Regions from separate parts of the Mus musculus genome. Here region 2 is linked to region 1. The links are chromatin contacts, found by Hi-C or POLR2A ChIA-PET in ENCODE. All regions are on one chromosome and are shown on one strand. The core of a region is the stretch at or near the end of the contact, and the rest is flanking DNA. Distances in the headings are between cores, read along the strand shown.

Region 1 (5,235 bases), core at 1,547-4,046:
CATGGCTTTGAGATAGGGTGCTTGCCTGGTGTACACACGAGATGCTGGGTTTCATGGCCAGCACCAAAAAAGAACAGAAGAAGCACTGATCCCACCCCCATGGAGGAGGGGCAGGGTTAGTGTTGAGGGATGGACCCTAGGGGTTGCCATGGATACTGGCCACAGCACCTTCCTTTCCTCTTTGCTTGGTTCCCAGGTTGGGGGACCATTGCCCAGTGTCCTGAAGTGATAAGGGAGAACTGCATTTTGTATAGTTCCATGCTACAGAAGCCCATACTGCTTGCTGCATGGCCTTGGCTGTCTTGGAGTCCACAGTTCACTGGGGCTTCATTAGAGTCTGTTAGCATCAGAATTCTTGTGAGTGCCAGGCAGCTGGGCCTGGCTTTGGGCACTTGCTGGAAGCTCTTAGAAGTCAGATCTTTCAGAGGCAAGCGAGTCTGGAATGGGTTTCTGAGTGCTGAGGTATTGATCACCAAAGCCATGGTACCTGGGGGAGTGTGAATTTCCAGGCCTTTTACTTCCAGCTCTGAGTAACCCGGGTTCTCTAGAAGTGGCTTTTCTTTTCTTTCTTTTTTCTTTTCTCTTTTCTTTCCTTTTTTCTTTCTGTTTTTTTTTTTTTTTCTTTTTGACAAGGGTCAGTCCTGTTCTATTGTTTGGATAGTAAGTGTGGCATTCCTTCAGGCTGCCTGAGTAGGGGTCAGTAGTCCACTGTTGGGCTAGGTCAGATTTTCTCTAAGTTACTCTGCTAAGAATGGATGGAGAGCTTATTTCGAGCTTGGATCCCCAGACCCTGGCCCCAGGGTACCTGGTTCTGAGTCTGCCACCAGAACCACCATCTGCTGGTCTGGAACCTGACTGGTCAAAGTTCTTGTTCCAAATTTTGGCTTTTACTGAGGGCCAGTTTGATATACTCAGGGTCTGTCTGTGTTGGGCCCCAAAGCTAAAAGGCCAAGAAATAACAAATGAAACAAACCAGCCAGCTCAGGGCAGAGTGATGAACGTTGGTCCCCAGCATGGCCAGTGCCTCCTGGGAGCAACACAGAGACTGGAGGTCTCTGAAGGGACAGGCACTGTGGGTGGGTCTCAAGAGAGAAGGACAAAGCTATTCCAAGTCAAGGAGGCTGCTTTAAAAGGAAGCAAAGGTCTCCTTCCGCTGGTGAGGGCAGTCTGAGCTCTTCCTTCTGGCTAGGGAGGGAGCAGGAGCTGGGATAGCTTGGGACACACTTGGGGGCCATGCTGCCAACAGCAAATGTATGTGACCAGGTCTGCTTTCTGGGGGAACAGATCAGAGGTGAATCAGGCTCTGAGCTCCAAATGCACTCGGTCCTGCCCCCGGTGACCTTCAGACCGGAGCAGGTAGCTCACCTTCTCTGATCCTTACCCGAGGCCCACAAGTAAGATGGCGAGCACCCAGAGCTGAAGCACTTAGGAGGCTGAGACCAGGAGGCTTGGGAGTTCAAGGTCAGCCTGGGCTACCTTACACAAACAAAGAGTAAAATAGGCCTGTGGTGTGTCTAATACACGAGGTCATTGGAAACAGGAAGGCACACAGGAAAGCTCTTCCGCAGGGCCGGGAGCCCAATGACTCAATAAAATAATGTCCTTTGTTTCTCTGTTTGTGATCGGCAGCTGGCGGGCAGGGCTGTGGGCCGGAGCTGGTGTGGAGTTCCGTCTTCACATCTGGAGGATTGCAGGGGTATGGAAAGATGAGAGTGTATGAAAGAATTGGGGTACCTGTGGGTAAGACTGGTGTCTCAGACAAATATCAGCAAGTGAAAATCTGGGGCACCCTCCTTCCATGGGTGGCAGATTCCAGGCTGCCCCATGGAGATCTTAGTAATTTGGAAGAAAGGGGGTTCTGGGTCAAATTTTGAAAAACATCATGCTTGAGAGGCTGCCTGAGGAGAGAATCTGGAGAGAAGTTAGGAGAGGGATATGGGGGAGGAGGAGAACACCAGCCACTGCAGGGGTGGGCTGAGGGTGTGGCCACACTGCTGACAGTGACAGGCCAGTGGACCAAACTGCAGAAGACCAAGGTGCCCTTCAGGCGGCAGCAGGGAACGGAAGGGTTTAGAGGGCACTGGGCAGGCCGTTGAGAGGATTCAAGGCCAAGGGAATGGTGTTGTGTGCTGGTTCCATGTGGAACGGAGAGAGCTCTGGCCTGAGAGAAACTTCCATGCCAGGAGGCAGGAGCAGGCAGGGGTCAAAATGTTTCATGTGGCCAAGGGGTGCAAAGTGGGATGCTGGGAGAGCTCTGATGCTGAGTTAGGGGGAGGGGAGTGCTCTACATTAGGGCAAGGAGGGAGGAGGAAGAAAGCCACGAGGAAAACCTTTGGTTAGAAGGAGAGGGGGGGGCATTACAGAGATGGCTGAGCTGGTAAAGACATGCTTGTATCGATGGAGGAGGACATGAAGTGGGTGGGGCATATCCTGTCTCTCCCACAGGGCCTGCACCCTGGGGCTGTGTTTGTGTGTGTCTCAAAGAGACACAGGAGCTGGACCTGGCCGGTTAACATGGGCGCTGACTCAGCTTTCTTCCCGGATTTGTCGTCTGTGTGGTCCATCTGCCCCCTCCCCCAACCCCAGTTATATCTTGTGTTTTTGATTTGGTCCCCTTAATAAATGGCTGGGAAAGGAGAATGGAATTCAAACCACATCCTGGGGTAATGAGATCTTTAAGGGGCTTTTCTTCCTTTTTTCCCCAATGCTAGAACCTGCTCCCTGCCCTCCTTGGAGAGACACAGATCTCTGATTGCCTGATGAAATCCAGTTCCATTTCCAAATAGAACTCAGCTGGCACAATCCCAGCAGCGGGTGCGAAAGCTTTGAGGAGAGCAAGAGAGTCTCTTGTGATCACGATGGAATGGCCACAGGCTGGTTCTTGGGGAGAGTGTGGCCAAGCTGGAAGGAAAGAGAGAGGATTTTCATGGAAAACCTGGCAGATTAGCATGCAGGCCTCTGGTTTTCATCCTGGAGTATGCAGAAGGCTCAGAGCTAACTGTGAGAGCCCTCATGCTGGGTGGGAGAGGTCAGGGACCAGGGTCACACTGCCCAGGAGATGGCTGTCTAGGATGCAAGTCAGATTCCCACTCTGGGGCCAGGGTGGAGTGTGGGTGTGCTGGTGGAGAGTGGGGTGGGGAGCAGTCTGAAGCAGGTTACAATCTGCTCTCCCGAGCCTCCTTATGGCCACTTCCCTTTGGCTTTAGTGACTGGGCTGGGATCAGTGCCTGCCACCCACTTACTGGGGATGAGGACTGGGGTTCCTCTCCAGCTAAGAGTCCCCTGACAGGGTCTAGCTCTAGCTCCTGGCCTTTCATCCTGGGACAGCGGCCACCTTTCTCTACTTCTCCTGACCCTGGGCTACTGCTTTACTGTGAGGTCTCTAAAGGTTAAGTTCCTCAGATAGCATCCCATCAGCCCCTATAAGGAATGTACACGGGCAAGGAACAGGCTCCTCCTGTAGCTGCCTCTCCAAAAGCTATCACAGACCTGCACCTGAAGGGCTTCTCCTTGCCCACCTGTGGCTTCTGTCCAGGTAGAGCTGAGGACCTCGTCCTGCCTATTGGAAACATTTGTGTCGCCTTCTCCACAAATCATGGTAGAGGCTGGAGTCCTGAAACTAGGCTCTCCCAGCTGTCCTGGGCATGCGACAGGAAGAGGCGTGACTAGAGACATGTGTGTTCTAGTATGTGGGTGTGAGCTTTCCTGTACCCTCAAGCAGTGGCTGTCTCCTGGGTTGGCTCAGTTCTCTGGAGCTAACGACATGGAACCCGGATACTGCCATACTCCACCTTGGTGATGATGGACTGAAACTGATCCCATAAGCCAGCCCCAATTAAGTGTTGTCTGTGCAAGAGTTGCCTTGGTCATGGCATCTGTTCACAGCAGTGAAACACTAAGACACTTCCCCTGTGGACACTCTAGAGGGCTTGTGTTTGAATACTTGAGTGGGGATAGAGGTAGGAAGGCTGAGCCCTATCTCTTAGGGACAGCAGGGGAATCTGCCACGTATGGTGGGGCAGACAGCCTTTATACTCAGCCATCCTTCATCTGCCACTGGACAGTTGTGCCCTCACCTGGATATGCAGTCCTACTAAGAGGTCCTGTCGCACTTCTGCAGTGACTCCCAGCTCTAGTCTTCTGCCTTAGCTCAGGTCCCCGAGTGCTACATATAACATACTTTTCCAGATCTCCTTGGCCTGGTACTCAAGACCCCTACTCAGACACGAGGGTTGCCCATGGCCAACTTTCCCTTCTGATACTTTCAGTCATACCCACTGACCTCTTCCAGTCTAGAAGACCTTGGGTCTTCTCTTGTTTTGCACCCCAGAGAGTGTACAACCTGGCACCTGTCCCATCCCTCCTCCCCTCGCCACTTCACCCCTCCTCTGCTCTACAAGTCACTCTTGCCTATGAGCATGAACTCCATGTTGCTACAACCCTATCCCCTTTTTAGTCCTCCCTGTCCCCTCTCTAGTCCTCCCTGTCCCCTCTCTAGTCCTCCCTGTTCCCTTTCTAGTTCTCCCTGTACCTTCTCTAGTCCTCCCTTCCCCCTCTCTAGTCCTCCCTTTGTCCTCTCTCTAGTCCTCCCTTTTTCCCCTCTCTAGTTTTTCCTATCACCTCTCTAGTCCTCCCTCCTATAGCTCTCATTTGGGCATGCATAGCAGTTTCCTCCTCAGAGCACACCCTTTCCTGTGTACACTCTCTGCTATCCTTGTGGCCTCCCTGGTGGCCTTGGGGCCACAGCTTTGTGTGGCTAGGAAACAAATGCTTTGAACACATTGAGCAAAGTTTTGCTGCTTCCCTGGGGCTGAGCAAGGGCAATAGTGGTACCTGCTTGGAGTCCTTAACAGACTGGATTGTGTTCTTCCCACCAATGCATTCGTTCTACCAACCCCAGGTAGACCAGCCAATACTTGGCTGTGCTTGGAGGTGGCCCTTTGAAAGGGACATCAATGCAAACTGAGGACAGATGGACAGGCCCTAATCCAATATGACTGATGTCTAACCCCAAGTTCATCTTGGGATCCTGACATGAAACTGAAGTTTAAATAGAAGGAGTGACGTGGTTCTGCCCAGCAGGGACTCTTCATTGTCTCAGCTCGGGAAGACATCTCTGAGAGACAGGATCTTCCTCTGGCTTGCTCCAGGGCCCCAGTCTTTACCTCCTTCCAGCACAAGCTTCTGGGTTGTAATTCTAATTTACTGTGGGACCGTTGTTTCGTTAGTAAGATG
Region 2 (5,235 bases), core at 2,327-4,826, 54 kb before region 1:
GTCTCACCTCTATACACACTGATACTTTTATTGGAGCTCATGGGATTCGCGCCCGAGACTTGAAGCTCACAAAAGTAGTCGCCCTCATCCTTGGTGGTGAAGTTGGCTAGGGTAAGGACCTTGATATAGGGCTGGTTGGAGAGGGTGACGCGGGAGCGGTACGTGTGCTCGGGTATCCCAAGGGTGCCTGAGAGCACGTGCTTCCTCTTCTCTCGGGTCAGGCTGAACTCATGCTGGATGGAGTTATCCTTGGTGTTATTCTCATGGCGGCAGTCCAGGCGAAGGTTTTGGTTCACCAGGCAGGCTGTCAGGCTGGTCACCTTCTGCCCTCGGGACACCTGCAAGACTGGCACAGCAGTGCCTTCTCTGAATTTGGGGAGACACAGACCCGGGGCCTCCCACCTGCAGGAAAAGTAGACTTGAGCTGGGGGGATGTGGGGTTTGCACTCGCCCTTGAGGTATTGGTGGGATGTTCCACCACTTGCAGACTCCAACTTCCATCAATCTACTGAAGTTCTGGGTCCCAACAATGTGTTTCAAGAACAGGAGATCAAGAGGAGTGTGTTGCTTTTGTTTTTGTTTTTAAATGGTTTTTTCAAGAAAGGGATTCTCTATCTTGAGAATAGCTCTGGCTGTCCTGGAATTTGCTCTGTAGACCAGGCTGGCTTCAGACTAACAGATCCACCTGACTCTGCCTCCTGAGTGCTGAGATTAAAGGTGTGTACCACAACCACCACCACCCAGCAAGAGGAGTTCCTAGATCCATTATGGAGTTTCTAATATGTCAAAGACCACCACTGGTGAGGTTGAGGCTCCTCCCCACTCCCCACCCCCGCACCTCCCAACCACCTGTGCCCCTGAGACTATGGCAAAGAGGCTACTTCCCGGGATGGGAGGAAGCCAGATTCCTTAGAATGCCAGCCCTGACCCTTGCCCAGTACCTGAGAGCAGGAGAGCGACGCTGATGGCTGGGTTCATGGTGCCAAGAGTTCCGACTTGGATTCTGTGGTGGGGAAAGCTACAGGTCAGCCAGCTGGTAGGACAGGTGGGTCCCCATTTACCTTGAGGGCTTGAGATCCACGGAGCACATGATGAATACCTCAGCCCCTCTCTTTATCCCCTTCTCTTAGGGAGTGACACTGCCTAAGGTCCTTTGCCACTCAGAGAAAGCCAAGGAAGTGGGAGCCTATGTCCTGGGTGTGTGTCTGTGCTGTCCCTGAGCACCTCCCTGCTGGGTGACTTCATTACTTTCTTCTGGAACTTAAGACCTACAGAGCTCACACCTTTGATTCCAGCACTCAAGAGGCAGAGGCAGAGGCCAGAGGCCAGAGGGCAGAGGGCAGAGGCCAGAGGCCAGAGGGCAGAGGGCAGAAGGCAGAGGGCGGCAGAGAGGGGCAGAGAGGGGCAGAGAGGGGCAGAGAGGGGCAGAGAGAGGCAGAGAGAGGCAGAGAGAGAGGCAGAGAGGCAGAGAGGCAGAGAGGCAGAGGCAGGCAGATGGATTTCCAGGCCAGCCTGGTCTACAGAGTGAGTTCAAGAACAGCCAGGGCTACACAGACAGACACTCTCTTGAAAATACAATTTTTTTATTTGGTAAGCTATACATACCTTTTATTGTCTAATTGGTCTGACTGTATGCTTTAGGGGTGTTAAGCTCAGTCATATCGCTGTGTAGCCAGTCTCTGGAACTCATTCAGATCCATTAAACAAACAAAAACCCCAAATACCTCCCTCAAGCACTAGTTTGTTCAGAAGATGACCCCTAATGTCCAGGTCAGCCCTAGCATATAGTAGATACTCAAATACTTGCTTACTTATTTACTGACAGGGTTTCACTATGTTTCTTGGGTTGGCCTCAAACTCACGAAGCTGCCACCATTTCCTGAGTGGTGGCATTATAGGCATGTACCTCCACCCAACCTATTATTTTATTGAAACTGTATCTCCTCTCCCAATGTATCTCAGGATGTCCTGCCTCAGCTCCCTGAGAGCAGAGTAAAAGACATTTACCGGATAAATGAGGTTCTCCGAACCGTACACTCAAATAGGATTTTGATGGGGTCTAAGAAAATGGTAGGTATCCAGCATTATGCCCCAAGTGATAAGTCATGCAGAAAGCTTAACGGCTAGGGATGAGATCAGGCAAGCGAGGTGCCACAGAGGCCTGTATAAGACATGGGACATGAGTGAGAAGCACGGAGGCCAGAGATGCTTGCAAATGGCCAGCTCTTGAGTGTTCCTAGGGCTGCAGTTTTCTGGTCCTGTGTTCATTGCTGCCCTGCACAGGTTCTCTGCCTTCCCCACAGTGCCCTAGCTCAACACACCGGCAGGCTGTCTAGCCTGTCCTTGCCCAAGAGAGGCACAGTCTGCGAGTTCGCGAGCTCCACCTAGGCTAGGAACATCCTTTGCACAGGGCGGGCCACTCTGCCATTCTCTCTGCAGTTCAAGATCCATGGGGAAATAGACTAGGATTTCCGGATGGGCTATGGCAGTGAATGTCAGCCTGGGGTGGGGGGAGCTGCGACCAGGAGCCAGATCCCAAGGTTCTGTGGCAGAGAAAGGGGACTATTAATTAATTAATTAATTAATTTTAGAGACAAGGTCTCCTTAAGAAGCCTTGGTGAGCCTGGAACTCGTGATGTAGCCCAAGTTGATCTCAAACTCCTCCCGTCTGCTTCCGCCTCCTGATGGTTGTTGGGTGGCAAATGACTTGGATTTGATAACAGTGGGTTATGGAGGAGGGAGTGTGGGCTTGAGATTCAGGGGAGGGAAGGGGGAACACTAGAGAAAAGAATTGGGGCTGGGGCTGGAGAAGCCTGGCAGAACTAGATACAGGGGTAGCGTGATTTGGCAGAGGCGCAGCAGTGTTTTCGGCGCCCCGAATCTCATACCCAGCCCACCTAAGCCCACACCCAGACAAACTTTGCGCCCTTTCCCTGAGGCCCGGCTTGGCTAACCCCACCCTGATGCTATTTCCTCATTTTAATCTTCCTCTACCAGTTGAGATTCTCCCGCTCCCTCCCCCCTCCGCTCCCTCGCATCCTTTCTAGCTTTCCCCTCCCCCGCGCCTGCCACCCAGTCCCCTCCCGCAACATTGCGGTTTTCTTACCTGCGGTGCCCCGCACCCAGCCAGCCACGAGGTCACCCGCTGGGGACTCCCTCCAGTTTGCCACCCACCTCCTCCCTCTATTCGCACCACTAAAGCGATTTGAGCTTGGGGACCAAAGGCTGTCCTTGATGTCCTTCCTCATGGTTCTCCTCCGGCACCCACTCTTCGAAAGCGTCCGTTAGCAGGGAGAAAGCCCGTGACCCCGCACTGCCTTCCTCTCCCACCTCGACCTGGGAGCACCTTCTTTCCCCAGTTCCCGCGCCCCCATATAGGAGCGCCCTGGTATCCTTTCCCAAAACTGTAGCTGGGGAAGGCTTGCATCCTCGCCCTGCGGCGGTCCTTGCATGTGCGGGTCCCTCCCGTCGGCCTGCTCTCACCTGGACTCCCCTAGCTGCAGCCTCCTCCTGGTGCGCCAACGCCTCCAGTTGCTGCACCCAGCGCTGAAGCCCGCAGTTTTCACCAGGGGTGGGGAGAGAGGGGGGAGCAGGGAGGGACTCTAGATTCAGCCAATCGGAGGCTGAGGGAAAAGGATGGAGGGGGTGGGGTGGTCGGCGAGGGCTGACTGGAGGTGTTCCATTTGGGTGTCCGAAGTGGCTTGCTGCTACTAAAGAGGCACTCTCAGTCCTGTGATTGGGCTGACTCGCCCAGGGAAAAGACGGTTAGGGACCCTGGGGGTCGGGGTGGAGCAGTCTTCTACCCATACCCCGGGACGCTCTCCTTTTAAGGTTGTAACCCTTTCTTTGCTTGAACCTTCAGAAGCCTGGATAACCAGAGGGAGGCCCTCCAGCTTCCCCCATTCCTTTGCCTCTTGGCTGGAGATCTGCTCTTGAGCCTCCAGTGACAGGTTTTGGCTTTGGAGCCTGTTATATCAGCAAAGGGAATGGATTGGTTGTTTTCCATGTTTTCCATGCTACTGCAGCCCTTCGGAAGCAAGGCAAGGGGTGCATCTGCCTGGCTTGTTTCTGCTTCCCAGGCATCATGCCCACCTTCAGTTACTCAAAACACTTGGCCCTGTTAGGGAAACAGTGCATTCTGCTTGTAACTCCGGATCTTGAAGTCGCACCTATTTTCCTTCCTTCCTTCCTTCCTTCCTTCCTTCCTTCCTTCCTTCCTTCCTTCCTTCCTTCCTTCCTCCTGCCTGCCTGCCTGCCACTCTTTCTTTCTTTCTTCCTTTCTTTCTTTCTTTCTTTCTTTCTTTCTTTCTTTCTTTCTTTCTTTCTTTCTTTCTTTCTTTCTCTCTTTCTTTCAGATTTTCCACCAGGATTTTTCTGTGTAACTCTGGCTGTCCCAAAACTCTCTCCATAGTGCAGGCTGGTCTTGAACTCACAGAGATCCACCTGGCCCTGCCTCCTGAGTACTGGAGTTAAAAGCATGCACCACCACCTCCAGGTGAACTTGCACATTTTGGCCCAACCAGCTAGAATGTTCTCCCTTCTGTGAGTACAAGATGATCCCGTTCCGTCTCCAGACAAGGAAAGGAGGCATGCCTTCTAGCCAGCATTGCTGGGGTCATTACATCCATGGCCACTTACTAACTCCACTCCCATCCCAGCAGACTCAGCCCATCCACTCCTTGTTTCTTCATGGCTGGTTAGTAGTCAGGCTGACCAGTTGTAGGACTTGGGAACTCAAGAGCCCAGTGCTGAGCCACTCTACTCTTCAGCTAGTGGCTGAGAAAAGAGAGAACTCTCAGAATGGGGAAAGGCTGAGACCCGGTTTTGGGTCCTCAGGAATGATACCCCATCTACAGCATCAACTTGATGTCACCAAGAGGCTCTTTCTAAAACCTGTGCTAATGATTTTGTTTACAAATTATTTTTAAATGAAATTTAAAATTGTTTATACTATTTGTGTGTGTGTGTGTGAGCATGTGTTTGCAGAACAGATTTCCAGAGTTGGTTGGTCCTCTCCTACCACGTAGTTCGTGGGGACTGAACTCAGGCTGTCAGGCTTGCTGGTAGGCACCTTTACCCACTGAGCCATCTTGCTGGCTCCTGTACTTATGTTTTTTAAAGGCTAGTTTGGTTCCCGGTCTCTGAATTCTGGGTGGAGAGTCTTGTGGCCTGGCTCTGCCTCTCAGCCATCTGCCTGCCCAGTCTCCTGTTTCTTCATAGAAGTTGGCCCTGGCA

What was found. A loop is a pair of places that touch in the nucleus more often than their neighbours do. ChIA-PET counts read pairs that join two places held with the same protein, here RNA polymerase II (POLR2A).
Region 2: a map of left cerebral cortex shows a loop between it and region 1 (2.7-fold over the local background). The contact joins the promoter of Thy1 here to the enhancer-like site in region 1. A Hi-C loop is called at or near these places in 17 of 37 maps with a recorded cell type or tissue (CH12.LX, CH12F3, T-helper 1 cell and 8 more). POLR2A ChIA-PET finds 5 or more read pairs at or near these places in 1 of 5 experiments (embryonic stem cell).

The regions. Positions count from the first base shown.
Region 1 is chr9:43,986,617-43,991,851 of GRCm38, reverse strand. No RefSeq gene overlaps it. Among named protein-coding and RNA genes, the nearest start is that of Gm30373, 15 kb to the right of the region's middle. Within about 2 kb of position 2,796, at least 1 of the 3 ENCODE cell types and tissues checked has a DNase peak (open chromatin) inside an H3K27ac peak, as active enhancers do.
Region 2 is chr9:44,041,725-44,046,959 of GRCm38, reverse strand. Thy1 (thymus cell antigen 1, theta) reads right to left here and starts at 3,576. Exons shown (of 4, transcript NM_009382.3): 1 at 3,484-3,576; 2 at 942-1,003; 3 at 8-346. The coding sequence starts at 978. Gm39323 (a long non-coding RNA gene) reads left to right here and starts at 4,776. Exons shown (of 3, transcript XR_870686.2): 1 at 4,776-5,235.